Regions from separate parts of the Homo sapiens genome. Here region 2 is linked to region 1. A link is a loop called in an ENCODE intact Hi-C map of the cell type or tissue named here. Cell type or tissue: B cell. All regions are shown on one strand. Links, peaks and the distances in the headings refer to the core of each region. The heading gives the core; the rest is flanking DNA. Region 1 has its middle 54 kb from the start of MIR8071-2. Region 2 has its middle 41 kb from the start of MIR4539.

The links. Peaks named below come from ENCODE experiments on the same cell type or tissue, not always from the same donor. Only the 100,000 strongest peaks of a DNase experiment are listed, where the experiment ranks them.
Region 2: it touches region 1 in a loop (3-fold over the local background); 2 of 110 quality-filtered maps call a loop at or near these places.

The regions. Positions count from the first base shown.
Region 1 is chr14:105,686,872-105,702,205 of GRCh38, reverse strand. It overlaps IGH. Among named protein-coding and RNA genes, the nearest start is that of MIR8071-2, 54 kb to the right of the region's middle. RefSeq lists enhancers at 942-1,263, 5,552-5,926. In B cell, for the core only: CTCF peaks have their summits at 7,103 and 7,376; DNase peaks (open chromatin) are centred at 3,975, 10,032, 10,425, 10,785 and 3 weaker places; H3K4me3 peaks cover 2,033 bases; H3K27ac peaks cover 6,567 bases.
Region 2 is chr14:105,808,973-105,824,306 of GRCh38, reverse strand. It overlaps IGH. Among named protein-coding and RNA genes, the nearest start is that of MIR4539, 41 kb to the left of the region's middle. RefSeq lists an enhancer at 5,473-6,681. In B cell, for the core only: no CTCF peak of the experiment used is centred there; DNase peaks (open chromatin) are centred at 6,086 and 6,926; H3K4me3 peaks cover 1,354 bases; H3K27ac peaks cover 5,541 bases.

The DNA of each region.
Region 1 (15,334 bases), core at 3,950-11,949:
TGGTTCTGACCAATGGCCCCTGGTTCTGGTCCCTGACTCCTGGTCCTGATCAATGGGCTCTGCTCTTGACTTCTGAGTCCTGGTGCTGATCATCCAGTCCTGGTCCTGATCACTGGGCCCTGATTCTAATCACTCAGACCTCCTTTTGATCACTGAACCCTAGTATTTATCACTGAGCCCTGATCCTGATCGTTGGGCCCTATTTCTGGTAACTGAGCTCTGATCCTGACCACTGACCTCTGTTCCTAATCACTGAGCCCTGGACCAGATCACTGGCCCCTGGTCCTGATCACTGGCCCCTGGACCTGATCACTGACCCTTGTTCCCGATTGCTGAGCCCTGGACCTGATCACTGAGCCCTGTTCCTGATCACTAACCCCTATTCCTGATCACTGAGCCCTGGTCCTGATTACTGAGCCCTGGACCCAGTCAATGACCCCTGTTCCTGATCACTGAGCCCTGGACCAAATCACTGAGCCCTGGACCAGATCACTGGGCCCTGGTCTTGATCACTGGGCCCTGGTCCTGATTACTGAGCCCTGATCCTGATCACTGGGCCCTGTTCCTGACCACTGAGCCCTGGACCAGACCGCGGATCCCTGTTCCTGATCACTGATCTCTGGTTCTTTAATTATGCATATTCATTTTGAAATCTGATTCCTTTTCTGAGCATGTATCAGTCTGACTAGACACTGAGTCCTGTCTGATTTCTGAGCCTTGGCCCTCATGAGTAAGTGACCTGCAGTGGTGGAGGGAGGCCTCCAGGGGAGCCGAGACCCTCTCAGTGCATGTACTCACTGGTAGATGAAGAAATGACCCCAATGACTTGCTCCATTTTTCCAGGCTCAGAGGGGTGTGTAGGCCCCAGGAGGACTTGGTGGCGAGAAGACCAGCCCAGGCCCTGTGAGCTACACCCAGCCCCAGCCCCTAAGGGGTCGCCAGGTCTCGACTTAGCACTGGGGAGGGGGTACAGTACAGGAGTGGGGACAGGAAGGTGAGGGGAGGCCATGCCGTTTGTATTCTCTTGCTTTTCTCTCTCTCCTGAAGCCTCTTGAATAGACCTGCAGAAATACCCAAAATAGCCCTGTGGGGTGGCTGAGTCATTGTGAACACAGCCCAGGTCAGGTGTTCCAGCCAGAGAACTGCTGTTCTGAGAAACATGCCCCAAAACCGAGACCTGGCCAGGTGTGCCTGGGGCCTGAGCGAGGGGCTGCAGCCACAGGTAGGCCCAGCCCCAACCAGCCCAGGGTCAGCTAGGGCTTTCCAGGTCCAGGGTTAGGCAGAGGTCAGCCAGGGTCAACCATGGTCTATCTGAGGGGAGAGACAAGAGACACAGAGACATAGAGAGAGAGAGAGACAGGGATGGGGAGAGACAAGAGAGACAGGAAAGGAGAGACAAAGACAGACACAGAGAGAGAGATGGGGATGGAGAGAGATAAGAGACAGGGACAGGGAGGGACAGAGGCGAGGCCAGTGACAGAGACAGAGTTACAAGAGACAGAAAGAGAGAGAGATGAGATGAGAGAGATAAGAAGAAACGGAGACAGAGATGGGAGAAAAAGAGAGGAGATGGGAACAGGGAAAAAGAGACATGGAGACAGACATGCAGAGAGAACACAACAGAGGCAGAGAACACACAGGGAGAGAAAGAGGCAGCAAGATGGGCCCAGGAACTCAGCTGCAAGCCCCTCTCACACAGTCACTCTCACAAACACACACCACGACTATTATACAACATTCACACACAAACACACAGAAACATACCCACGCTCACAGCCACACACTAAGTCACTGTCACATCCATACCCACACTCACACCCAAACACACATGGCCCAGGAGCAAATGGGGAGACCTCAGCCTGCAGCTGGGAGCGGCCGAGCGGGCGCTGGGCCAGAGTCGGGGCCTGTCTGTGGGTGGGGGGCACGGCAGCACGGGCCCACCTGCACCTACAAGGCCTGGCCCCCGAGGTCACTGGGCCACCACCCAGCCCTCGCCCTGTTCCCCGTCTGTGCTGGCCGGGGCAGGACTCTGAGCCTCCAGGAAACCTGCAGATCCACACAGGACCCGGAACATCGGGCTGGGGTGGGTAACAACATGGGAGAGGCGGGAGCAGGAGGTCCCAGGACCCTGCGCACTGCGACCCCAGCCCTGGGGGCTGAAGCCCAGGACAGCCTCAGGTCTCCCAGGAGGGACTGGACAGTGGGGGATGGTCAGAGAACAGGAGAGCCAGCAGGGTGCAGCCCGAGGACAGGGATGGACGCTGGGAGGTCAACAGGACAGGGGCAGGGGCCGTGGAGTGGGCGAAGGTCCTGGAGGGCCTAGAGAACCTGTGGGTCCGTGTTTGTGGGAAGGAGGCCAGGAGCAGCCCAGAGTGGCCAGGCTGGCAGGGGTGAGGAGGTGGGGGCAGTGAGGTGAGGGTGACCGAGCCAGTGAGGCCTCTGGCCAGGGAGGGGACCTTGGCTGGGCTCTGACTGAACCCAGGGCTCCTGGAGAAGGGGCCCCAGGCGGGGATGAGGATGTGGGCATCTGACTCCATCAACAATGGGGCTTCCAACACGCACAGCCTGGGCCTCGGAGACCTGGGCCCTGACCCGCCTCCCCCTGGCACTGGGCCGGGTGCCGTGTGTGGTCCCCAGTCCCCGCAGCACCTCCCCCACACTGGTCACGTTCCAGGGCCCCTCTGAAGCACCTGCTGTGAGGGGATGTGGGGAGGGGACAGGGACTTGGGCCTGAGCTGCCGGGTCGGGGGGGAGTCGGGGACCCAGGCTCAGCGTGTGGCTGGGGACCAGACAGATGGGGATGGAGGAGGACACGCCCTGTACCCACTGCCTGCCAAGGGGCTGGACCCACGCCCAGTCTAGGCCATGTCCCCCGAGGCCTGTGAACCTTCACTCTGAGCCACTAAAACATTCAGGAGCTTTGAAAGCAGCCCCCGTCCTTGTCACTATGCGATGACTCTGAGCATCACGCTGTCCCTGCTGGATCCACCCTCCAGCCCCAGCGAGGGAGGCTGGGCCCCGGGCAGCAGGTGGTGAGGGCAGCGGGCACAGCCACCCTACAGCACACACAGGGTCTCAGGGACGCGTCCACCACAGCCCGTGCACAGGCTCCTCACGGCACTGAGTTCACCCGGGGCGCGGGCCGTTTGTCCTCAGGAGTCCCGCTGTACCCTCCGCCCCCAGCCCTGTCCTGCTGAGGCTGCAGCTGGGTCCCGGGGCACAGGGCGGCCCTGAGCACTTTGTCATCTTGGTCCCTGTCGGGTGGGCTGCTGGCTGTCTGTGGAGCTGGCAGAGCCGCGGTTCAGCCTTGGAGGCCGGTCCTGGGGCCCAGCAGCCGTGGGGAGCACTGCCCAGTCCCGTGCCCACAGGGAATCACCTGGGCTGAGGAAGGGCCCACACGCCGACGGGATCGGGGTCAGGCAGCGCACGCCTGGCACCGAGATCCCACGTCCCGAAGTGGGGACACGGCCCAGGGGCACTGTTCCGGGAGGGTCTCAAGATGGGGTCTCCTATTTCAATCTTCACTCCTTCTGCACCTGTTAGCTGGGAACCTTCTAGAAGGAGGGGTGTCCTCAATCATGGGGTGGTTGTGAGCTGAGCACAGATCATGCAGGAAGGTACATGGCTTCTCCTTCACCAGGAAAACAGTGCAGAGAGACAGAGACACAGAGACAGAGACAGAGTAACAGAGAAAGAGAGACAGAGAGAGACACAGAGACAGAGACAGAGTAACAGAGATAGACAGAGAGACACAGAGACAGAGACAGAGTAACAGAGATAGAGAGACAGAGAGAGACACAGAGACAGAGTAACAGAGAAAGACAGAGAGACAGAGACAGAGACAGAGTAACAGAGAGACAGAAAGAGACAGAGACAGAGTAACAGAGATAGAGAGACAGAGAGAGAGATAGAGACAGAGGCAGGCACAGAGATAAGAAAGATACACAGAAACAGAGAGAGACAGAGATAGATAGTCACTGTCACATTCATACCCACGCTCACCTGCTCACACACTCACACACTCACCTCACACTCACACACACTCTCACACTCACAGTCACTTACACTCACACACAGTCACACACACACAGTCACACACACACTCACAAACACACTCACACACTCACACACACTCTCACACACACACTGAGCTTCCCTCAGGCCCTGTCACTTCCGATGGGGCCTACGGCCTGTCTAAGCCTCTGGGCCACCAGCCCCTGGCTCACCGGTGTGTGCCCACCACACCCCGCCTTGGGGGTCCCCTCTATGAGCTGGGCACATGCCCTCCGCTCTGTTCATGGCTGGCCTGGGGGAAACAGGGCCCACCCAAGGCCTGGCTCAGGGAAGGCCTCAAACACACATGGCCCAGGAGCAAAGGGGCAGAGCTCAGCCTGCAGCTGGGAGCGGGCAGGGGTAGTGGAGTGGGCAGAGGGCCTGGAGAACCTGCAGGGCTCCGATGTCTCTGGGAAGGGGGCCCAGGAGCAGCTCAGCGTGGCTGGGCCGGCAGGGGCGAGGAGGTGGGGGCCGTGAGGGAGGGGTGACTCGGCTGTGTGGGGTGCCGGGGGACACGGGCTTTGCTCCGGCTGAGCCCAGGCAGTGGCGAATCCCTGAGCTGCCAGGAGGAGAGCAGGGCCGGGGTCAGGCAGAGGTGGGCCGCGGGGCCGAGGGCTGCGGCCGGTCGGGAGCAGTCGGTCGGTTGAGGGCACCATTACATGGAGGGCTGTGAGACGGGAGACCCCATTCCCTTCATTCCTTGTGCACGTGTTAGTGAGGAAACTTCTAGAAGGAGGGCATTGCTCGTAGTGGGTGAGTGTGAGCACAGATCATGCAGGCTGGCGTGCTGCCGTGAAGTGCCTCTCTTTACTTTCCAGACCTCAGCATGGCAAGCCCGTCCTGCGCCCCAGGGTCTTTCTGGAGTACACGCCGCGCGGTCCTGGTGGGCACCATACCTGGCACCCACGCTTTGGCCGGGCCCGAACCTTGCGCCCTCCCAGCCCCCATGTGGCTCTCCCTTGGCCATACTGGCCTTTTGCCAGTCCTCCTACCTCACCCTAGGGTCTGCCTGGCCCTGCCCTCCCTTCCTAGCCCCCCAAGGAGGCTGGAGGGCACCCCTGCGTCCACCAGCAGCAGCTCCTCATGGGCGAGTCTCCTTGGGCCAGTGACACATAGTGTGCCCCGATGGTGCCACGGCAGCCTGGGCCCTCCGCCTTCCTGCTTGGCAGGCACCCCCGCTCCCTGCACCCTCACCGGGGCACCTGTGAGCCCTGAGGGCCAGTGGGGGTCTCACTGCTGCTCCCTCCCACAGCCTAGCCTCGGGCCTCAGGGCTCTGCATCCAAGCGGCCCAGGGCTCCCTGCGGTCTCAGCCCGAGTGGGCCTTTGAGCCTTCGCGTTCTCTGCAGGGTGGGACCTGCCCAAGGGCTGCTGAGGGCTTCCCAGGGGTCCTGTGGGTCCCACCTAGGGGCAAGCTGGTGAGGAAAGTGGGTCCTGCCATGGCGGCCGGGTGGGCTGAGTTTTCGGCATCTCTGGGCCCAACAGCAGGTCCCTGGAGCGGCGCCCACCCCTCCCCCAGGCAGGTGTGAGGGCTCTGATCTGTTTCTCCTTGAGTGACTCATTCTGGGCAGACTTGGCCCTCAGGGCACATGCAAATGGTTGTTTGTTCCACACCGAAAACATGTTTCTTGCCCTCTGAGGCTGTTTCCAGAAATAGCTTGCACGATTCTCCACCTGCAGCTGCAGCCGCCACCCACCCAGTGTGGCCAGGCTGGCCCAGGCCTCCAGATTCGGGGACACCCCCCGCCCCCTCCCCCAGCGTGGCCAGGCTGGCTCAGGCCTCCAGATTCGGGGACACCCGCCCCCTCCCCCAGGACAGGCCCACTTGGGTTACTGACACTGGGACCACCCTGCAAACGTCAACTTTATTGAATTCAGTGGTTCTGAACTTGTTGCCATCTTTGGGACCAGGACCCAGGGGCAGCCCCCAGGTTGGCAGGAAGGGCAGGGGAGCCAACGCTGGCAGGGCCCCCAGCCAACCCCCACCCCAGAAGCCCCAAGGAGGCTGAGCGGAGGTGGCCCTGGTGGCCTGGGCACAGGCAGCCCGATTGGTACAGGGCCGGTCTGGTGCAGGCCCGCACCTCCCCCACCCTCATGGCCTGGTGGTCCCCACTGTACAGAGAGAACACTGAGGCTCAGCAGGGCCAGGGACATGGCCTGAGGTTACATGGTGATGGGGGCTGGGTCTCCGGGCCTGGGGGCCGTGGTGGGTGCAGCACCCGGACTGCGTGGGCTGTGGCCTCCCTGCTCCCAGCTCTGTCACACCCGTCTCCATCTGAGCCTCCAGCTCCATCTTTCCCGCTGTCCCTGTCTCTGGCTACCCTTCTGTCTCCCTGTCTCTCTGCCTCTCTGAAGGTATCTCCCTGCCCGAATCTCTGTCTCTGTCCCATTGTCGGTGTCTCTGACTCATCTCTGTCAAGCCCGTCTGCTGGGCTTTGTCCCGCCATCTTGCCTGTCTTGGCCTCTCTCTCTTTCTGTGTGTCTCCGTCGGTGCCTCCTTTCTCCATCCATCTCTCCCCCGTGTCTGTCTCTATCCCTCCGTCTCTCTTCCCGTCTATCCCTCCCTCTGTGCCTGTCCCTTTGCTGTGTCCCTTTCTTTGCCTCTGTCTCTCTGTCTGTCTCTTCGTGTCCCTGTGTGTCTCTCTCTGTCTCTCTGCTTCTATCTCTGTCTTTCTGTATCTCTGTCTATATCTCAGCCTCTTTGTGTCCCTGTGTGTGTGTCTCTCTCTTCTCTGTCTTTCCATGCCTCTGTCTATATCTCTGTCTCTCTGCCTCTGTATCTCTGTCTGTCTGTTCGTGTCCCTGTGTATGTCTCTCTCGGTCTCTTTCTGTATCTCTGTCTATATCTGTCTCTCTCATCTGTCTCTTCCTGTGTGTGTCTCTCTGTCTCTCTGCCTCTGTCTCTCTCTCTCTGTCTCTTCATCTCTGTCTCTGCCTCTGTGTCATTTTGTGTGTGTTTCTCTATGTCTCTCTGTCTGTGTCTCTTCCTCTCTGTAGCTCTCCCTCTCTCTGTCTCTCCTTATACCTCTCTTTCTCTCTCTCTGTTTCTTTCTCTGTCTCTTTTTGTCTTTCTCTGTCTCTCTGTCTCTGTCTCTTCCCCTCTATATATCTCTGTCTTTCTGTTGCTGTCTGTCTCTGTTTCTCTTCAGCCCTCTCTGTCTCTCTTTGTCTCTGTCTTTCTCTGCCTTTCTAACTCTCTTTCTCTGTCTCTCTGTCTCTATCTCAGTCTCTCTTCTTATCTCTGTCTCTATCTCTCTCTGTCTCTCACTCTCTGTATCTGTCTTTCTCTTATCTCTATTGCTCTGTCTCTATCTCTGTCTCTCTCATCTCTATCTCTGTCTCTATCTCTCTTTCTGTCTCTCTGTATCTCTCTGTATCTCTGTCTCTGTAACTCTCTTTATCTCTTACTGCCTCTGTTTCTCTCACTCTGTCTCTGTCTTTCTTTATCTCTGTCTTGGTCTCTGTCTCTCTGTAACTTTATCTCTGTCTCTCTGTTTCTATCTCTGTTTTTCTCTGTCTGTCTCTGCCTATATCTCTGTCTCTCTTTATCTGTCTCTCTGTCTCTGTGTATCTCTGTCTCTCTGTAACTTTATCTCTGTCTTTTTCTGTCTCTGTGTCTGTGTGTCTGTCTCTGTGTCTCTGTTTTTCTCTCTCTCTCTCTCTGCCTATTTTTCTCTCTCTGTCTCTGTCAATGTCTCTTTCTGGATCTGTGTTTCTTTCTCTCTGTCTCTGTCTCTCCATCTCTGTCTCTATCTATCTGTCTCTCTGTAACTCATCTCTGTCTCTATTTGTGTCTGCATGTCTCTTTCTGTGTCTCTGTTTCTCTCTCTGTTTCTGTCTCTTTGTTTCTCTGTCTCTGTGTCTTTCTCTCTGTCTCTGTCTGTATCTCTGTGTTTCTATTTCTCTGTCTCTCTCTGTCTCTGTCTCTCTCTTTCTCTGTTACTCTGTTTCTGTCTCTGTGTCTCTGTCTCTCTGTAACTCCTCATCTCTGTCTCTATTTGTGTCTGCATGTCTCTTTCTGTGTCTCTGTTTCTCTCTGTCTCTGTCTCTCTGTTTCTCTGTCTCTGTCTCTGTGTCTTTGTCTCTGTCTGTATCTCTGTGTCTCTATTTCTCTGTCTCTCTTTCTCTCTCTGTCTCTGTCTCTCTGTCTTTCTCTGTTACTCTGTCTCTGTCTCTGTGTGTCTCTCTCTGCCTCTCTGTCTTTCTCTGTTACTCTGTCTCTGTCTCTCTCTGTCTCTCTCTGTTACTCTGTCTCTGTCTCTGTGTCTCTCTGTCTGTCTTTCTCTGTTACTCTGTCTCTGTCTCTGTGTCTCTCTCTGTCTCTCTGTCTTTCTCTGTTACTCTGTCTCTGTCTCTGTGTCTCTCTCTGTCTCTCTTTCTCTGTTACTCTGTCTCTGTCTCTCTCTGTCTCTCTGTCTTTCTCTGTTACTCTGTCTCTGTCTCTGTGTCTCTGTCTCTCTGTCTTTCTCTGTTACTCTGTCTCTGTCTCTGTGTCTCTCTCTGTCTCTCTTTCTCTGTTACTCTGTCTCTGTCTCTCTCTGTCTCTCTGTCTTTCTCTGTTACTCTGTCTCTGTCTCTGTGTCTCTGTCTCTCTGTCTTTCTCTGTTACTCTGTCTCTGTCTCTGTGTCTCTCTCTGTCTCTGTCTTTCTCCGTTACTCTGTCTCTCTCTCTGTCTCTCTGTGACTCTATCTGTTACTCTGTCTCTGTCTCTGTGTCTCTCTGTCTCTCTTTCTCTGTTACTCTGTCTGTGTCTCTGTGTCTCTCTCTCGTCTGTCTTTCTCTGTTACTCTGTCTCTGTCTCTGTGTCTCTGTCTCTCTGCACTGTTTTCCTGGTGAAGGAGAAGCCATGTACCTTCCTGCATGATCTGTGCTCAGCTCACAACCACCCCATGATTGAGGACACCCCTCCTTCTAGAAGGTTCCCAGCTAACAGGTGCAGAAGGAGTGAAGATTGAAATAGGAGACCCCATCTTGAGACCCTCCCGGAACAGTGCCCCTGGGCCGTGTCCCCACTTCGGGACGTGGGATCTCGGTGCCAGGCGTGCGCTGCCTGACCCCGATCCCGTCGGCGTGTGGGCCCTTCCTCAGCCCAGGTGATTCCCTGTGGGCACGGGACTGGGCAGTGCTCCCCACGGCTGCTGGGCCCCAGGACCGGCCTCCAAGGCTGAACCGCGGCTCTGCCAGCTCCACAGACAGCCAGCAGCCCACCCGACAGGGACCAACATGACAAGGTGCTCAGGGCCGCCCTGTGCCCCGGGACCCAGCTGCAGCCTCAGCAGGACAGGGCTGGGGGCGGAGGGCACAGCCGGACTCCTGAGGACAAACGGCCCGCGCCCCGGGTGAACTCAGTGCCGTGAGGAGCCTGTGCACGGGCTGTGGTGGACGCGTCCCTGAGACCCTGTGTGTGCTGTAGCGTGGCTGTGCCCGCTGCCCTCACCACCTGCTGCCCGGGGCCCAGCCTCCCTCGCTGGGGCTGGAGGGTGGATCCAGCAGGGACAGCGTGATGCTCAGAGTCATCGCATAGTGACAAGGACGGGGGCTGCTTTCAAAGCTCCTGAATGTTTTAGTGGCTCAGGGTGAAGGTTCACAGGCCTCGGGGGACATGGCCTAGACTGGGCGTGGGTCCAGCCCCTTGGCAGGCAGTGGGTACAGGGCGTGTCCTCCTCCATCCCCATCTGTCTGGTCCCCAGCCACACGCTGAGCCTGGGTCCCCGACTCCCCCCCGACCCGGCAGCTCAGGCCCAAGTCCCTGTCCCCTCCCCACATCCCCTCACAGCAGGTGCTTCAGAGGGGCCCTGGAACGTGACCAGTGTGGGGGAGGTGCTGCGGGGACTGGGGACCACACACGGCACCCGGCCCAGTGCCAGGGGGAGGCGGGTCAGGGCCCAGGTCTCCGAGGCCCAGGCTGTGCGTGTCGGAAGCCCCATTGTTGATGGAGTCAGATGCCCACATCCTCATCCCCGCCTGGGGCCCCTTCTCCAGGAGCCCTGGGTTCAGTCAGAGCCCAGCCAAGGTCCCCTCCCTGGCCAGAGGCCTCACTGTCTCGGTCACCCTAACCTCACTGCCCCCACCTCCTCACCCCTGCCAGCCTGGCCACTCAGGGCTGCTCCTGGCCTCCTTCCCACAGACACTGACCCACAGGTTCTCCAGGCCCTCCAGGACCTTCTCACACTCCACAGCCCCTGCCCCTGTCCTGTTGACCTCCCAGCGTCCATCCCTGTCCTCAGGCTGCACCCTGCTGGCTGTCCTGTTCTCTGACCATCCCCCACTGTCCAGTCCCTCCTGGGAGACCTGAGGCTGTCCTGGGCTTCAGCCCCCAGGGCTGGGGTCGCAGTGCGCAGGGTCCTGGACCTCCTGCTCCTGCCTCTGGCATGCTGTTACCCACCCCAACCTCCCCAGCCCGATGTTCGGGGTCCCGTGTGTATCTGTGGGTTTCCCCGAGGCTCAGAGTCCTGCCCCGGCCAGCACAGACGGGGAACAGGGCGAGGGCTGGGTGGTGGCCCAGTGACCTCGGGGGCCAGGCCTGGGGTGTGCAGGTGGGCCCGTGCTGCCGTGCCCCCCACCCACAGACAGGCCCCGACTCTGGCCCAGCACCCGCTCCGCCGCTCCCAGCTGCAGGCTGAGCTCTGCCCATCTGTTTCTGGGCCATGTGCATGTGTGTTTGGAGCCTTTCCTGAGCCAGGCTTTGGGTGGGCCCTGTTTCCCCAGGCCACCGATGAGCAGAGCGCTGTCAGCTTACCGAGGGGACCCCCGAGGCAGGGTTTCGTGGGCACACACCAGTGAGCCCTGGAGCTGGTGGGGGGTGAGCGTGTGAGGGTGGGAGCGTGTGAGCATGGGTACAAATGTGACAGTGACTTAGCGTCGGGGTTTGAGTGTGGGTGGGGGTGTAAGTGTGGGTGAGGGTGTGAGTGTGGAAGTGTGTTAGTGAGTATATGAATGTGAGGGTGAGTGTGAGTGAGGGTGTGAGTGTGTATAGGCGTGTGGGTTGTGTGTATAGGAAGTGTGCGTGTTGTGTGTGTGTATAGGAGGTGTATGTGTTGTGAGTGTGTGATAGTTGCATGTGTTGTGTGTGTATAGGTCTATGGGTTGTGTGTGTGGTGTATGGGTTGTGTATGAATGTGTGGTGTATGGGTTGTATGTGTGTATAGGTATATGTGTTGTGTGTTTTTGTGGTACATGAGTTTGTGTGTGTGTATAGGTGTATGGGTTGTGTGTGTGGTGTATGGGTTGTATGTGTGGGTGGTGTATGCGTGTGTGTATGAGTGTTTCGTGTATGTGTTGTGTGTGTGGTGTGGTATATGTGTGTGTGAGTGTGTGGTGTATGGGTTGTATGTGTGTATAGGTGTATAGGTTGTGTGTGAGTTTGTGGTATATGGGTTATGTGTGTGAGTGTGTGTACAGGCGTATGGGTTGTGTGTGAATGTGTGGTGTATGGGTTGTGTATGAGTGTGTGTAGGTGTGTGGCTTGTTTATGAGTGTGTATACAGGTGTATGGGTTGTGAGTGTGTGGGTATGGTTTGTGTATGTGGTCTGTGGGTTGTGTATGAGTGTGTGGTGTATAAGTTGTGTGTGTATATAGGTGTACGGGTTGAGTGTGAGTTTGTGGTATATGGGTTGTATGTGTATATAAGTGTATGGGTTGTGTGTGAGTGTGTGGTGTATGGGTTGTGTGGGGGGGGGTGTACGGCTTGTTTATGAGTGTGTGTATAGGTGTATGGGTTGTGTGTGTGGTTATGGCTTGTGTGTGTTTATGGTCTGTGGGTTGTGTGTGTGCTGTATGAGTTGTGTGTGTGTGTATAGGTGTTTGGTTGTGTGTGTTTGTGGTATATGGATTGTGTGTGAGTTTATGTATAGATGTATGGGTTGTGTGTGAGTGTGTGGTGTATGAATTGTGAGTGTGAGTGTGTATAGGTGTATGTGTTGTGTGTGCAGTGTATGGGTTGTGTGTGTGAATGTGTATAGGCATATGGGCTGTGTGTGTGTGTGGTTATGGCTTGTGTGTGTTTGTGGTCTATGGGTTGTGTGTGTGGTGTATGAGTTTGTGTGTGTGGTGTATGGGTTGTGTGTGTGGCATATGGGTGTGTGTATAGGTGTATCATTTGTGTGTGAGCGTGTGGTATATGGGCTGTGTGTGAGTGTGTGGTATATGGGTGTGTGAGTGTGTATAAATGTATGGGTTTGTGTGGTATATAGATTGTGAATGTGTCTGTGGTGTATGGGTTGTGTGTGGTGTATGGGTTGTGTGATTGTGTATAGGTGTATGGGTTGTGTGTGAGTGTGGTATATAGTTTGTGTGAGTGTGTGGCATAAAGTTTGTGAGAGTGTGGTATATGGGTTGTGTGTGGTATATGGCTGTGAGAGTGTATATAGGTGTATGGTCTGTGTGTGAGTGTGTAGCATATAGTTTGTGGGTGTATGTGGTGTAGTTGTGTGAATGTGTGGTGTATGGGCGTGTGAGTGTGTATAGGTATATGGGCTGTGTGAGAGTGTGGTATATGGGTTGTGTGTGTGTGCTCTATGAGTGTGTGTAAGTGTATGCTCTGTGTGTGTATGGGGGGTGTGTGTGTGTATATATAGGGGTAGGGGTTGTGAGTGTTTTGTGTATGGGTGTGTATGTATGTACACGGGGTGTGTGTGTGGGACATGGGTGTGTGTGTATATGTGTATGTGTTATATATGTGAGTGTGGTATATATAGTGTGGTGTGTATATAGTGTATGCGCTGTGTGTGGTGTATGTGTGTGTGTGTATATATGTATGGGTTGTGTGTGTGGTATGTGTTGTATGTGGGAAATAGGTGTGTGAGTGTATATGTGCGCGCGCTGTGTGTGTGTGTGTTATATATGTGTGTGTATATGTGTATGGGTTATGTGTGAGTGTGTGCTACATAGTTTGTGGTGTGAGTGTGTACTGTATGGGCTGTGTGTGTGGTGTGTGGGTGTGTGCGTATAGGTGTATGGGTTGTGTGTGTGTGGTGTATGGGTTGTATGTGGTATATGGGTGTGAGTGTGTATAGGTGTATGGGTTGTGTGAGTGTGTATAGGTGTATGGGTTGTGTGTGAGTGTCTGATGTATGGGTTGTGTGTATGTGGTATATGGGTATGTGAGTGTGTGGTATATAGTTTGTGAGTGTGAGTGTGTGGTGTATGAGCTGTGTGTGTGTGGTATATGGGTGTGTGAGTGTATATAGGTGTATGGTTGGTGTGTGACTGTGTGGTACATAGTTTGTGAGTGTGAGTGTGTGGTGTATGGGTTGTGCGTGTTTGGTATATGGGTGTGTGAGTGTGTGGTATATAGTTTGTGAGTGTGAGTGTGTGGTGTATGAGTTGTGTAGGTGTGTGGTGTATGGGTTGGGTGGGAGTGTGTGGGACGTGACTGGATAAGTTCGTGAGTGTGAGTGTGTGGCTGTGGGTGTCTGTGTGTCTCTGGGTGTGTGTGGATGGGGGTATGTGGGTGTGAGTGTGTGTGTGAGGTGTGGGTGTGGGGGTGCACTGCGTGTCCTCCCTGGGGGTGGCCCCTGAGAGTCGGGGCCTGAGCCCGGATGTCTCCGTGACTCTGCATGTCTCCCTCTGCCTCCGTCTCTCTGCTTTGTGTCTGTCTCTGTCATCCCTGCCTCGCTGGAAAGGTGACTGGATAAGTTCGTGAGTGTGAGTGTGTGGCTGTGGGTGTCTGTGTGTCTCTGGGTGTGTGTGGATGGGGGTATGTGGGTGTGAGTGTGTGTGTGAGGTGTGGGTGTGGGGGTGCACTGCGTGTCCTCCCTGGGGGTGGCCCCTGAGAGTCGGGGCCTGAGCCCGGATGTCTCCGTGACTCTGCATGTCTCCCTCTGCCTCCGTCTCTCTGCTTTGTGTCTGTCTCTGTCATCCCTGCCTCTGCCCCATCCCTCTGGGTCCTAGAATCTGTCCAAGTCTGGGGCCGCCTCCCAGGAAGCCCCACAAGTGTCCACCAAGGGATGCACGGAGGACAAACTGCAGTGCACACATACGAGGAGGCTGAGTCACCAGAGCCTCCACGCTAGTCCTGCCCCGACTCCCCGGGTCAGGGCTCCAGGCCCCAAGCGCCGCCCGGCTCCCCCCTGGGCTGGGGCCTGTATGGGGCTGGGAGTCTGGAGGCTCAGCCCTGCGGGGGAGGTGTGAGCAAACCCGCCTGCACTGCGAACCAAGCACAGGCCATCCCCTGACACTCAGACACGCAGAGACGTGCACAGACACATACACATACGCACAGACACACAGACATGCACACACAGAAACGCACAGACACACAGACATGCACACACAGAAACGCACAGACACACACAGACATGCACAGAGACACACACACAGAGTCATGCACAGACATGCACAGACACACACACACACAGACACACAGACATGCACAGAGACACACACGCACAGAAATGCACAGACACACACGGACATGCACAGACACACACATATGTGCACAGAGACACACATATAGACACACATCCACATGGATGCACAGACACACAGAGACACACACAGGCAAACACATACACACACAGACACATAAAGACACAGACACACGGATATGCACACACACATACAGACACACATGCACGTGGATGCACAGACACACACCGACACACATAGAGACACACACACACACAGACACATAAAGACACACACAGACATGCCCGCACACAGGCACCCCCTCCCGCAGGTCACGCTTGCAGCCCCTGGCCACTGTCCTGCCCCGTGTCATGAACCTGCCTCCCCTGTTGCTCCACGCCAGGACATTGCTGCCTGACCACAGCCTGGACCACCTGCTCAGCCCTATCAGTGCGGACAAAGGCCTTGTCCTGGCGGTGACAATGAGCCAGGCCCACTGCACACTTGTCCACACCACACACCTGTCCACCCCACACACCTGTCCACCCCACACACCTGTCCACCCCACACACCTGTCCACACTACACACCCGTCCGCATCACGCACAACCGCACACCTCCAGCTCATCCACCACTCACTGCACACACGCTTGCATCTCACACGCTCATGCTCACACTCATGCACTAACACACACATTCTCCCACCTGTTGCCAAGCTCACACACGTGCACACATGGCGTTGCTGGGCCAGGCTTTGGCACATGGGGTCAGGGAAGGCTCGGAGAGCGTACGCCTTGGCCTCTCTGGCGGCATGTCCGGGTCTGCGGGGCAGAGGTCACAGTTGCTGCCCCACGACACCGCATGTGCCCCTGCAGGGCCTGGGAATGGCACCCCGCAGAGCCCGCACTCAGGGCCAGCTCGTGTCAGCACCGCGT
Region 2 (15,334 bases), core at 2,681-10,680, 120 kb before region 1:
TTTGGGTTGAAGAAGATGACATAACATCCCAAGAGGGTTGCATCCCTAGGGGTCATGGGAACAAATGTGGCCAAGTCCCTTTTTAACTGGAAAGGATTTCAGATCCCTGAACAAGACAATTCATCAGTCTTAAGCATAGTAAGTCATCAGCAAATAAGAGAATGATAAACACTAGAAAAATAATCAAATCATTGTCTAAATTCATTATAAAACTATATGAGAAAACTATAAAACTATATGAGAGAGATAAACAGAGACAAGAAGACAAGGATAAAATAAAAAAAGAGGTATCAAACAAAGCAGAACGCCTCAACATGTCATAAAACATCTGAGTAAGTCATAATAAGGTTTGCAAATAATGAATTTACGAAAGGAATTTTGCGTGTGATCAAGATGGCTATAATTAGAAGGGAATTATTTATAAGTCTTTCTAAAGACTGAGGTTTGCTATTAAAAATATGCTAATATAAAACTAAAGATTTAGTTTCCTGTGTTAGAACAACAAAGTTATCTTGAAGTATTGATCTGTTCTTAAAACTACAAGAAGTTTTTATTTTTAATTCTAAAATCTGTTTCTTTAACAGACCATTTCTATTGCTTCCTGGGATCCATTTACTTTCCCTAGTTTCAGGTTGGAAGTCCTCTTCATGTAAAACGAGAATTTCATTTCTTGACATAGTCTTTTCCCCCTAAAGCTTCTCAGTTTTAGATTTCAGAACTTCAACTTCTGTTGTATTTCACAGCACATGATTTATAGATCATGTATATAAATATGGATTTATAGATCATGTATATAAATACAGACTTATCCATCAGTGCCTTCAGCTCTTCCTCCCCATGAGATGGCCTGGGGTGATAGCTCTCTCTTTCAACTTTTTTTTTATCAACTCCTATAACATTTTTTCTCCCATTATAACTCTGTTGTTATGGCTCAATGCTGAAATGTTTATCCTGAAAGTCTAGAAAACAAATGTTCTCTCCAGTATAATTCCAGTATAATTGAATTTTCCCTTGTAACCAGGAAGTTTCTCATGCTGTTGCTTTTTCTATGTGTTCCCCTGCTCAGGTACTAGTTATCTTGTTTACATTTCTCTACTAATGGTTTACACTTATAGCCTTGGACATACTCTTTCTCTGCCTAATTAAACTCAGTGTCTTTTTCATCAGATTTGACTTCCAGTTTATCTACATGGGCTTCCCATGAGGAGACACAATCACACTGCAGGAGGCATTTCTTTAACTTTTGGGTAAGTAGCCTAAAAAAAACAAAGATTTTGTATTTTATTAGGATAATTTTTTGTGTTGTCTTTATGAGGTTTTTGGTTACTTAGGTAACTTGAGCTTTGAAGAAGTTAGGTCCTTTTAATCCATGTAACTTTCCGTATTACTCTTCAAGTCTTTTGATGATCACTGGTTGAATACATGGCTATATTTAATAGTGACCTGAGATTCTGCTTTGATTAGCCATGTTGAACCTTTGACATCTTTGGCAGGCTTCCTCAGGATCAAAATTCTAAAATAAGTCTTTTTTTATCTAGAATTGACTTAGGGATTTTACAGTTAGACCCCTGGAAAGCCTCAAAGAATTTATCTCTCATCCTATAGAGAAAATAAATGATTAGGCTTATTTGGTAAATTATATGGGAAACATTGTCAAATAATAAGTGATATTAGATCTTCTTTCAGTTACATTTGTGGGTATGCTATTGATATGATGTTTCAAAGATTATATAAATTCATATCAGTCTATAACGTTATCAGCCATAATTTTGGTTATGCTACATCTTCTTTAAAGCTATATTTGTATGGAGACGTTACTGATGTGAGTATATTCTAAAGATTATGTGAAATTTATAAAACCCTGATGGTTCTGATGTGATGCTATCAGTCACAGTCATGATTCTGTTTGCTACCTTAAAACACTATAGTAATTTTTAAAAAGTCAATTTCCTTATCAATTGCTGATTATAATGAATTTTTATCAGATGTTTAACCATGGCCATTTTGTTTTTGTGACCCAGAGTTATTGTTTTGATTTTTCTCCAAAAGCATTTGTAATCAGCTATTGTCCAAAATTGCTTTTCATGGAAGAGACTCAAACAGGAACTCTTAAATACGGTTTCCCGATAAAAGATCAATGGACTCAATAAAAAATTTTCAGAACTCTAATAAAGAAACTGAGAAATTCAAAAACCTCCAATCAAGCTCAAGCAGAAAAGCTGACTTCATGATATTGAAGAAGTGATGAGGGGAATATTTTTATGAATTTTATTTGAAGCATCGTTCGTTCTTAAATGTTTTGTTTGCCAGATTTAAGGAAATTTTCTCTCGTAAGTCATCTATAGTTTACAGTAATTTAATACAGTATACTTTTTGTGAACAAAGATGAAAGCAATTATTTTCCCCCCTACGTGACTCCTCCAAAATTTAGAAACTATTCACAAGTGTTCTTATGACGATGTGGCCATTTGTATAAGTCCAGATAAAAACTAGTTGTCTCCTCACTGCAGGATGTAATTGGAAACATCAGGTATATTACTAAGGCTTTGGCTGAAATACCATATTTGAAAAATATACATAGAATGCCTAGTTTCAGCCGGGCGGGGTGGCTCACCCCTGTAATCGCAGCACTTTGGAAGGCCAAGCCAAGCAGATCACCCGAGGTCAGGAGTTCGAGACCAGCCTGGCCAACATGGCAAAACCCCATCTCAATCCCGTCTCTACTAAAAATACAAAAATTAGCCAGGTGTGGTGGCGGGCACCTATAATCCCAGCTGCTCGGGAGACTCAGGCAGGAGACTCTTTTGAACATGGAAGGCAGAGGTTGCAGTGTGCCAAGATCACGCCACTGCACTCCAGCCTCGGCAACAAAGTGAGACTCCGTCTCAAAAAAAGAAAAAAGAATGCCTGGTTTCCAGGGTTCCTTATAATGAGTAAAAATCATCATTTCCTGGCAAGCCCAGAAACCTTAAAACTGTAAGTAAAAGCTAAAGCCTGTCTTGGTTTGGCTTACCAGCATAAAGAGGTATTGAAGTACGAGATTCCTATGTGATCAATGTACAGAGGAAAACTTATGCTTCCAAAGAAAAGCTGTAACACACCTGCTTTTAGATTGTAGCTCTGTGCATTATTTTCAAGTTCTTGTTTTCTACCTATAGACTAGATCCTGAATTCTTCTAGATTCTTCCAATCCAACTTTCTTCCATGGAGAAAAATGAGAACTGCTCTGTTCCTGAAGCCCTATAAGCTGAAGCTAGATAAATGCTAAGAAACAAGTCTCATGCTTGATGTCCGAGCCAGACAGAAAGTTCACCAGACTGCCCAATGCCACGACTAGAGACATTCAAACTGCAAAGCAAGATGAGGAATTTCACATTTTCACTCTGTAGACAGCTTCTCCCAAGTCATGGGAACAAGACTCCATATCATAATGGGACTCTTACCTGTCCTAGGGCCTACAGTTTTTACTTGGCTTCCTATTTTATTTATTCAATTAATTGCCTTGAATCCTGGATTCATTATTTATTCAATTAATTGCCTTTAATCCTAGACATTGCATAATCCTATTATGCAAACTAGGATTGTCATGTTATTACTAATTTTACTTTTTATTTTCCCTTTTTAAACTTTGTATCTGTTACTTGCTGAATTTTTTCAGAAGTACAACTTCTAACAGAATATTGCTAGCCCAGCACTTTGAGATAATAGCAAAAGACCACACCACAGACAAAATTGAACTTAATCATTTACTCCAGGTAGACTTAGCCTGAAAGCCACTGTCTTCAAACCTCCTTTGTTACTCAAATGTGGCTAAAAGGATTTTGACACTGACTCCTAGACATCAATCACTCCTTCAAACATGTGACCAGACCAGACACCTGGGACAGGCCCATCCAAATACTGAGGGACATCAGAACCTACCACAGCATGGTCCATCAGTGAGGCTTCCAGAGAAAGACCTTGACCAAAGGGAGAAAATATGATGAAAGTCGTCAGAATCAAAATGGAGTCCCTTGTGTTAAAAAACAAACAAACAAACGAAACTCTGACATATAAAGCCAGAGAAGGCTGAGAAGCATTCTCATGCATAAACACCTACTAGCAAAAACTATCACAAAAGACTATAAAAAACACAGCCTCGCACAAAGGCCATTGCAACCTTACACAAAAAAATACTTCTGCGAGGACAGCTGCCCAGCAACTGCCTGTGCGCCTCATACTGGCATCACCCTTGTTATTGATCCTTGTAGCCAAAGATTATTTCAAAACGATCATGTAATCGTCCTCATTTTTCCTTTAAAAACCTTTGTCGTCTTTTACCTCCCTGAATATGCACATAGTTTATGATGGTATGTGTGCTCCCACTGCAGTGCTTGGGGACCAAGCTCCCTCCACACCTCACTGTTCCCAAATAAATATTTTCTGTTAGAGCCTCTCTCTGTTCATTATTTAGCTCGACAGGTATTTGGTACAGCAGCCAAAACAGGCCAAGACATTGCCCGGAATCTTCCAGCAGTAGACTGGGGGCCCGGATTTGACCCTGGTCAGTTGGACACGGGCTTCTCTCACTCCACCAGATGAGGAACAAATAGTGAGGTGTGGCGGGAGCTTGGTCCCCAAACAGCTCCTCCGGCCATTTGCCCTCCCCACCCACGGACCAGAGACAGGACGAGGGTGAGCCCCGGTGTCAGCCATGTGCCCCAACCCCGGTGCCTCATTTGCTCCTAGGATGCGTCCTGTAGGTCATCTTCTTGCAGCTGTCCCGCTCAGTCTCCCCTCAACCCCTGCTCATGCTCTTGGTGAGCTTATCAATATTATGGTTTCCAATAGCTTCTGTTCATAGTTTCAACTCATATCTGTCCCTAAGTGTGGACTTTTATTCCACGCGTTGGCACTGGCAGTCAGCTATGTGCCTCCTACTCAAGGCATCTGAAACTGCAGGTGGGTAGTCGGCTAAGTCAGGCCCCAAAAGTGTCTTCATCCAGATTCCCAGAACTGTGACTCTGAGATCTTACATGGCAAAAGGGACTTTGCAGATGAGATTAAGCCAATGATCTTGAGATGAGGAGAGGGGCCTGGATTACTTGGGTGGCTCCGAATGTGGGCACAGGTGTCACAGGAGGGAGGCAGAGGGAGACGTGAGAAGGAGAAGGTGCCATGACTCCGAAGCCAGAGGCTCCTGCTGATCCTCCGGCCCCACCCCCACCCCACGGACCATGTGGTCTTTTTAAAACATGAATCTATCAGGACGGCCCATTCAAACCCACAGAGAGGTTCCCACTGCACCAAGAACAAAGTCAGAACTCTCAGGCCTGACCCACTGCCCTCGGCCACCCTGGAGCCCCAGTGCCCCCAGACCCGGTCCTGGCCTCAGAGTGTAACAGGCTCACTCCCACCACCCATCTGCATGGCAGGCGCCTTGCCATCGCCTCCCCTCTGAGAGCACAGACAGCCACAGCTGGCCTCCGGGTGAAAGGATGGATGAACAGTCAGGCCGGGCGAGTGCTCTCAGAGCCTGCTGGCCAACGGAGGCAGCCGCTCAGGCCTCTGCCTGAGCCATGTGCGATCACAGCTGCCGCCCAGCTGTCCCAAGGAGGCAGCTCTTGGCTTTTCCCCTGGGAGTCGAATTCGCAGGGAGTCCCATCCACAGGCCCCTGGGAGGCGGGAAGACATCTCGGTCTCCAAAGCCAGTAACCTGTGATTCCCCTGAGGATGGTGGGAACCTGGTGTGGGGCAGATGATCTGTATTTGAGCTTTGTTTCTCTCTAGCAATTATACCTAGGAAATACCCTAAAATGCACGACGCAATGCACATTGACCCCAGCAAACTCCCCACCCTGCGCCTGTTTCTAGTGCCGGGGCTGCTCCAGCACAGCCTGTGCACTTGACCGAATGTCTACAGCCCTGGCCCTCAGCCACACTGTGTTGTTTTCATGCACCTTCACCCAACAGAATTGCTCCAACAGAGTGATTCAGGGGGCTGCCCTCCAGCACCACTTCCCCTTTCCATGTTACGTAAATGTCCGTTGAGTCCTGACTGACTACAGAAATCTGTCTTCTGGGGGCATGTGATGCCCCAGGTGGCCCAGGGCCCCGCACAGGAATGTGTTTACAGCTTTCCCGGCACTGAAGCCACAGTCGTAACTCAGCCTCCTGACATGGGCCAGGGCCCTCGCCTCCGCACGCTCTGCAGCTCACCCGTGTCGCCACAGCCTGCTGGGCCTGGACGCCACCCTCTAAGGTGGCACTCGGGGCAGAAACATCTGTTTCCAGCTGGTAACAAACAGGACATGTCTGCCTCCCACACCTAAATCAATGCTTGACAAGCCTGGCCTGATCTCGGGGCGCTCACCACCAGCCACCTGCCTGGGCCCAGCCGACCTCCTCTCCCTTGGTATTTTGAGGGAAGGGTCTGAGCCCTTTCTGCCCCCCTAGACTTGTGGACAGAGGCCCCCCAAGACCTGGACAGAAATCAGGCCATAGTCTCCAGCCCCAAAGAGACTTCCAGAGGCCTGCACCTCTCCTCTCCAGCCGAGGCCCTGATGTCTGCGGCTGTGGCCATAGCCGGCTCTATACCTGCCAAGTTTATTCTAGAAAACATTGGTTTGGACAAGACCTCAAAACGGAATTGGGAAAATGAAAGAGAAAAGAGAAAGGATTTCTGCTCTCATTGTAAGGACAAAAAGCAAATTGAAGACCAGCACTGATACAGATCAATAATCACACCAGAAAAAAATATGGCAAAATATCTATATTCTCTTAAGGTGAATAAGTGTTCTCTCAGAATGAGGCTAAGGCCAGGAACAGTGAAAAGTAAGACTGATAAATTTGCCCACAAGGAAAAAAATAAAGTCTCTATAAGGACAAAGCCACCAAAAACAAAGTAAGCACCCCAGGAAAGAAAGTGACCAAAGTATCTAACATGAAAGAGAGCCTGTATTCGCATGAGCTCCCGAGAAACAGAACCCATAGATGTGGATGTGGATATCGACAGAAATAGGTATCAACATAGACACAGGCTATGGCCACAGGTATGGATAGAGGGAGAGATGCGAGAGAGAGATTTTAAGGAATTGGCTCACACAGTTGTGGAGACGAATGTCCAAAATCTGCAGGGCAAACCAGCAGGCTGGTGACCCAGAGAAGAGCTGAGGCTGCTGCTCCCGTCCAAAGTTCAGCCTGCTGGCAGAATTCTGTCCTCCTTGGGGACTGCCGTCTGTTTTCTCTTAAGGCCTCCAACTGCCTGGATGAGGCCCACCCACATTATGGATGATGATCTGCCTTACTCAAAGTCCACAGGTTGAAATGTTAATAACATCTAAAAATCACCTGCACTATCTAGACTGGTGTTTGGCCAAATATCTGGGTAGTATGGCCTGCCCAAGTTAACACCTAAAATTAACTATCAGAGTCCAAGTAAGTGAATGTAAAAAACAAACAAACAAACAAACAAAAACATGATGAATGAGACAAGCTCGACCTTGAAGAAGTTTTCAGTGGAACGTGGGGAAGAGGAGTTCTCTTTAGCCAGCTGCAGACACAAATAGCCAATAGAACACATGGAGAGTGTTAGAAGTCACAAATCGTCAATGGAAAGCAACTTACAATGTGATGTTCATTGAACATCTACTGTGTGCCAGGCCAAGGGCTAAGGTGGACACGTGCAGTGTGTCTGCACTGCGGCACTAAGGTCCTGGTGGGGAATGGATAATACAATTAAAAACAAATCACAAAGAAACCAGAAGAGGAAAAAAAGCAATTAAAAACAAATAAATGCTCCATAAAGGACAACAGCGCCAGCTGAGGGTGTGGCCATCAATGCCAGGCATCCAGAATATGTCCTTGGGGACATGGACCACTGGGAGGTGCATCCCAGGCAAAAGGAGCAGGAGGGGAAGGGTCCAGGCCAGAAACATGCTTGCCAAGTTCAAGAGCGGTGGGAAGGCCAGTGGGCTTGGGAAGGAGTGGGCTGGAAGGACAGGCCAGAGGCCAGACTGCATGGGGCCAGACTGGCCCTGATTCCAGCCTTGGACTTCACTCTGTGGTGATAGGAGACCCTCAGAGGGACTTGGGGAGGGGTTGTGTGTTTTCCTGGGAGCCACAGAAAAGTGAGTGACACTGGGCTGAGGAAGGAAGTCACAGGACCCACCAGTGTCTGCGCAGGAGTCCCAGTGGAAGAGCAGAAAAAATCCAGGAGAAGATACAAAAGTATTCAAAAGTAATTCAAAATAGCAAAAATCCAAAATATTCAATAATTTAAATGGTATTACTTAAAATAGTATTATAAATAATAAAAATATATTATTAAAAATAATAGATTACTGGCTTTAATACCAATGTACAGAAATCCGTTTTATTTCTATAGACCAGCAACAAACGGAAAATGTGATTCTTATAAAGATGCCAGATGTCTGCTTCTATTAAGGGCATACAGGGAACTCGGACCAGTTAGCAAATCTGAAAGAAGTATTTTAAAAATCTGTTTGAAGGTAATGGAGAGATACCAGAGTGGTGAATAATAGCCACCAAAGTAGCTGCCATTTGCAGTCACTTCCCCCTGAGCCCCTCCCCAAAAGCATTTGCTGATTCTGGGATAGTCAGTGAGAAGCTGAGCAGAAATCCTGACAATCTTAGAGCTAGGGAGAAAAACTCAGAGGCCAGGACTCACCAGGAGAAAGGCGCTTGGGAAGTACATGCACTTTGGATTAGAAACCCATGGACTTTCCTTATAGGAGCAAAGGTGAAGGAAATCATCCCTCACAGGAACTGCAACCAGATGCACTTTATTCAGGTCCTTAGAAAAGCTCAACCTCTACCACTGGGTTAAGTTGATCTCAGATTTTGAATTCCACCAGGAACCAGCCAGAAGCATATGAAAACCGTCTCTGGAAAATTATAACGTCATTTTAGGTTCAGTTGCTCAACCCAATACTTCTGAATACAGTATCCAGCACACAATCACAAAGAACCACACATACAAGTAGACGAAGCAACATGAGTAAGAACAGCAAAAACGGAAGATCAACAGGGACTCCAGACCTCAGCTATGGGAATTAGCACATGAAGACTTTCTTAATACTTTTTATTTCAATAGCTTTTGGGATACAAGTAGTTTTTGGTTACACGGATGAATTCTATAGTGGTTAATTCTGAGATTTTAGGGCACCCATCATCCAAGTAGTGTACACTGTACCCAATATGTAGTTTTTTATCCCTCACCTCCCCCACCCACTTGTAATCCCAGTGCTTTGAGATGCCAGGAGGTTTGGGACCAGCCTGGGCAACATGGCAAGACCCTATCTCTACAAAAAATGTTTAATAATTACCTGGGCATAGTGGTACTTGTCTGTAGCCCCCACTATCTGAGAGGTTAGGTGGGATAATCACTTGAGCCAGAAGTTTGGGGCTACAGGGAGCTGTGATTGAATCACTGCACTCCAGCTTGGGTGACAGAGTGAGGCCCCATCTCTGAAAAAAAATAAAAATAAGTAAAATTTTAAAACTGATAAAATAACAGTGCTACTAGGTTTGAAGAGTTTAAACACAATCTGAAAATTTCATCATAAATTGAAAACTATAAAACACACATAGCAGATCTTTTTTAATTCAGAATTTTAGAACAGAAGTATACAATGAAGAGCTCAAATGATGGGTTTAAGAGCAGACTTAACACAGCTGAAGAAAGAATTAGTGAATCAGAAGTTGGATCAGAAGAAAATATCTAGAATGAAGGATAGACAAAAACACAGCATGGAACTGGAGGGTTAAAAGAAGAGAGTATCCACCGATAAGGTCTAACATATAGGTAGTTAGAGTCCCAGAAGGAGAAGTGAGAAGGAAGAGAAGAAACATTTTTAAAGAGGCAATTGCAGAAATCTTCCCAAACTTAAGGAAATATCCTACCCCATCATTCATATGGAATAAAATACGTAGAAAATCTCATCTATGCCAGGCGTGGTGGCTCATGCCTGCAATCTCAGCAACTTTGGGAGGCTGAGGCAGGCAGATCACTTGAGGCCAGGAGCTTCAGACCAACCTGGCCAACATGGTGAAACCCTGTCTCTAGTAAAAATACAAAAATTAGCTGGGTGTGGTAGTACTCATCTGTAATTCCAGCTGCTTGGGAAGCTGAGGCAGGAGAATCTCTTGAACCCGGGAGGTGGAGGTTGCAGTGAGCCAAGATTGCACCACTGCACTCCAGCCTGGGTGACAGAGCAAGACTCTGAAGAAAATAAAATAAAATAAAACCACATCTATCCATAACATTATAAAACTCCTGAAGACTAAAAAAAAAAAGAGGCTATCTTAAGAGTAGCCAAGGTCGGGGAAGCTCACAATACCTTTAAAGGAGGACCAGTGAGGCTGGCAGCTAATGTCGTAACAGAAACAAGAACAGAATGAGATGCTGTCTTAGGCTGGCAGCTAATGTCGTAACAGAAACAAGAACAGAATGAGATGCTGTCTTTACAGTGCTAAAAGAAATACCTGCTAAGCCAGGGAAACTATCTTTGGAAAATAAAGATGACTTTTCTTTTTCTCTTCTTTTCAATTTTCATTCCCTAGGGCTATCCTAACAAGGACCGTAAAGAACAGAAGTGTATTCTTGCACAGCTCTGGAAGCTGGAAGTCTAAACTCAAGGTGTCAGGAGGGCTGGGCTCTCTCTAAAGCCTCTAGGGTAGGATGCTTCTTGCCCCTTCTAGCTTCTTTTTTTTTTTTTATTTCTAAAACGACTTTATTGCTAAGAACCATGATTATTACTTAAAATAGATTTTTCAGTTACTGATATAAAATATGTTCCTTTTGAGAACAAATGGACACATAGAGGGGAATGACACACACTGGGGCCTATTGGAGGGTGGAGGCCGGGAGGAGGGAGAGGGTCAGGAAAAATAACTAAGGGGCACTAGGCTTAATACCTGGGTGATGAAATCATCTGTACGACAGATCCCCATGGCACACGTTTACCTGCGTAACAAACCTGCACGTGTACCCCTGAACTCAAAATAAAAGGTTTTTTAAAAAATGTTCTTTGTGCTTCTAAAAATGTCTAAATAATCCTATATGCATTTTTCTTATTTGCCTCTTATGCGTAGCTTACAGATTTAAAAGTACAATGTTGCTTGTTTTGTATTCATCTTGGTGGATCTAATAATTTACAAATAGGACATAGGCATGCTGATACAGTCAGCAGTTAATTCCTCCTTCTGACAGTGGGGTTTGGACATACAACCAGCAATGCGTGCAGGTGGAGAGACATAGAGGATCTTTTTTTTTTTTTTTTTTTGAGATGGAATTTTGCTCTTGTTGCCTAGGCTGGAGTGCAATGGTTCGATCTCGGTTCACTGCAACCTCCGTCTCCTGGGTTCAAGCAATTCTCCTGCCTCAGCCTCCTGAGTAGCTGGGATTACAGGCATGCGCCACCACGCCCAGCTAATTTTGTATTTTTAGTAGAGATGGGGTTTCACCATGATGGTCAGGCTGGTCTCCAACTCCCAATCTCAGGTGATCCACCCGCCTCGGCCTCCCAAAGTGCTGGGATTACAGGCGTGAGCCACCACGCCCTGTACGAAGTTTTAGGTCATCTGTGATTCACAAACGACCGGCTTCGAGAAGCTCTGGAACGTGCCAAACAAGGCACTGTGGAGTAGTTTGGCTCCATGTGACCTAAGAGAGGAAAATCTGTTGTCTTTGGGAACATTACACAATTCAGGTAAGATATGTGCATATTCTCAAGGGAAATTTAAGGTGCTCATACTCAATAAATAAACACAAGAGCAGCGTTACAGATAATATTCAAAGAGACAGAGGCTTCTTCATACCTGATGTGGTGGGAAGACCACTGGATGACTGGACACTGAGATACGTGGTTGACAGTCTCGTCTCTGAAACACATGATTTGAGTTTTGAGCTTAGACAAACTTGTTTTTCTCCAGCATCAGTTTTTTCATCAGTAAACAATAATAATAATACTGTGTTTATGCCAACATCATTAGGAAGATCACTTTAAATGGTGTATATAAAAGGATCCATCAACTTTAAAGCCAGTACCCAATATACACTCATAGATATCAGCGTATTACAGAAAAATAGTATTTATTTTGTGGTCAAGCATATCTGGATTCTAATCCCAATTCTACTAATTGCTCCCTTATCTTTTGTGTCCCGTGATCATCAATGTTTTTATCATTAGAATCTTGATAATATCTAGCTCACCATGTTTTTCTGGAAATTATATGAGATAACATATGCAAAGGACTTAGTGCAGCACCAGATGTGACTCTTCCAGCTCCTGTGGTTGCCGACTGCCCTGGGTGTTCCCGGGCCTGCAGACGCATCGCTCCAGCCTCTGCCTCTGTCTTCATGCAGTGTTCTCCCTGTATCTGTGTCTAAATGTTTCTCTTCTTATAATGGCACTGGCCATAGTGGATCTAGGACCCACTCTACTGTAGAGTGGCCTCATGTTATCGTGATTATATCTGCCAAGTCCCTCTTTCCAAATAAGGCCACATTCTCAAGTTCTTGGTGGACATAAATTTGGGGGTGACTCTATTCAACCCAGTATACTTTCTCTTCCTGAGAAGAGCAGTTTGGACTCAAAGCTGTTCGGTGGGCAGATCAAGGGTTGGGGGGTGTCTGCATGGTGGGGGTAGGAGGAGAGATGCAGGGGCCCAGAGCGGGAAGCCAGTGTGGAGTCCAGGCTCGGAGCACCCACATGAGCAGAGGTGGGCAGCCTGATATAGAAAGTCAGATCTTAAGTGGGGTGAGAAGGGTTCCAGATGGGGAGGAGTGCACACTAGAATGGAGGGGGAGCCAGAATGGCAGAGGGGAAGGGAGTACTGGCAGAGAGGGCAGGTTGGTCACACAAGGGGATTGGTCAAGTAAGTAAATACACCGAAAAGAATAGAAAAGAGAGAAGGCAGTTCCAAATACCAAAAGGGAGTGATATGGTTTGGATCTGTGTCCCCACCCAAATCTCATGTCGAATTGGGTTTCAATCTGTGTCCCCACCCAAATCTCATGTCGAATTGGGTTTGGATCTGTGTCCCCACCCAAATCTCATGTCGAATTGTAATCCCCGGTGTTGGAGGTGGGGCCTGGTGGGAGGTGGTTGGATCACGGGGGTGGGTTCTCATGAATGGTTTAGCACCATCCCCCTAGTGCTGTTTTCCTTATAGAGTCCTCCCGAGATCTGGCTGTTTAAAAGCACGTGGCACCTCCCTGGTCTCCTTTTCTCCTGCTCTGGGAATGTAAGACATGCCTGCTTCCCTTCACCTTCACCTTCCACCATGATTTTAAGTTCCTGAGGCCTCCCCAGAAGCCAAGCAGAAGCCACTATGCTTCCCGGACAGCCTGCAGAACCGTGAGTCAATTAAACCTCTTTTCCTTATAAATTACCCAGCCTCAGGTATTTCTTTATAGCAGTTCAAGAACAGACTACAGGGAGAAACTGGAATGAATCCTATGGTACTGGATTGGAATTTGATCCGTAAGTTTGAATTCATGGTTTCTAACATAAATAGCCATTATATAGGAGTTGTCCTGATTTGTAGAAAACACACTAAAATATTCATGAAGGAGGAGGTGTCAGGTCAAAAAAATACTCTCTTGAATGATTCAGATAAAAATTGTTTGTACTTTTCTTGCAACTTCCAATTTTTGGCTGAAGCTAAAGAAATATTTTCAGACAAAACAGAATATTTGTTGCCAGAAGACACACATTAAAGGAACTGCTTAAAGATAGGTTTAAGAAAGAAGGAAAATGATCCCAGAGGAAGCCTCAGAGATGAAAAAAAGAATTTAAGAGTGTAAAGTACACAGGTGAGTACATTTTAAGAGTTATTAACTAATAACAATGATGATGTGATGGATAGTGAGGATAGAAAATTAAAACAATTCAGATGCATAGCAATAACATATAAGTAATGAAGGGCTAATAACACTGCATCATCATATCTGAAAAGAAGATCAAAGAATTAGTGACAAATTTCTTGATAAATTTAACTAATAGAAAAAAATGCAACTGTAAGAAAGTCCATCCAAAGGGAAGCAAGGAAAAAGGGATAAAAGAAGACCAACAAGGACAGCATTATCTCACTTATTTGTGGAATCTTAAAAGAGTTGAGCTCATAAAAGTAGATATTAGAATGGTGGTTACCAGAGGCTAGAGGCAGAGAGGGAGAGAATGGAGCGTGGTTGGTCAAAGGGTACAAAGTCTCAGGTAGACAGGAGGAATAAGTTCTGAGATCTATTGCATGACAGAGTGACTATATTCAGTAATAATGTATATTTTGAGATAACTAAGAGAGTAAATTGAAAGGGTCTCTCCACAAAAAAATAAGTAAATGAGGTAACAGATATATTAATTAGCTTGATTCAATCATTCCACGTTGTTTACATGTATGAAAATATTGTGGCTGGGCACAGTGGCTCACACCTGTAATCCCAGCACTTTGGGAGGCCAAGGCGGGTGGATCACTTGATGTCAGGAATTTGAGACCAGCCTGGCCAACATGGTGAAACCTAGTCTCCACTAAAAATACAAAAATCAGCTGGGCGTGGTGGCACATGCCTGTAATCCTAGCTACTTGGGAGGCTGAGGCATGAGAATCACTTGAACCCAGGAGACAGAGGTTGTAGTGAGCTGAGATCATGCCACTGCACTCCAGCTTGGGTGACAGAGCCAGACTCTGTCTCGAAGAAACAAACAAACAAACAAAAAACATTGCATTGAACTCCATAAATGTATCTAATTATGATTTGTCAATTAGAAATTATATTAATTTTAAAACCACATTGCTAGATAGGAGATTTAGGCTCAAATATATCAGTATTTACATTAAATGTAAATGGGCTGGGAGTAATGTCACTGAAAATGGCAGCTCCAAAAATGTGTCCCTTCACGAAAGCAACAATTAAGCTGGCAAAAAACTGACAGAATTCATTTTTTCATAACTCTAGAATATAACCAAAAACTTAAAACAAAGGGTGCTTAATGAAGAAAGAAACTGCTAAATTTGGGTAAGAGAGAATTGTGGAATTTTCTTACCTGCCTATAAAGCCCTCATTTTCCAGCTCAGAAGTAGCCAGGGCAACAGCAGCCCATCTTCCCGGTGTGGTTTGCTGGTGCCAGAGGGAGTAAAAAAGCCGTTGTCATCAAAGAATTGTGCTTGCGAATCTCAACCTATCTGACAGCTCTCTGAGGGATCAGCTCAGGATCTTGCCTTTGTTTTGCTCACCCTGCTCCTGCCCTTCCTCCCCTGTGTCCTACCCCCAACAAACACACACAGAATTCTCTACAGGATGGAACAGCCTCCTGGGCAGCATACATGGAAA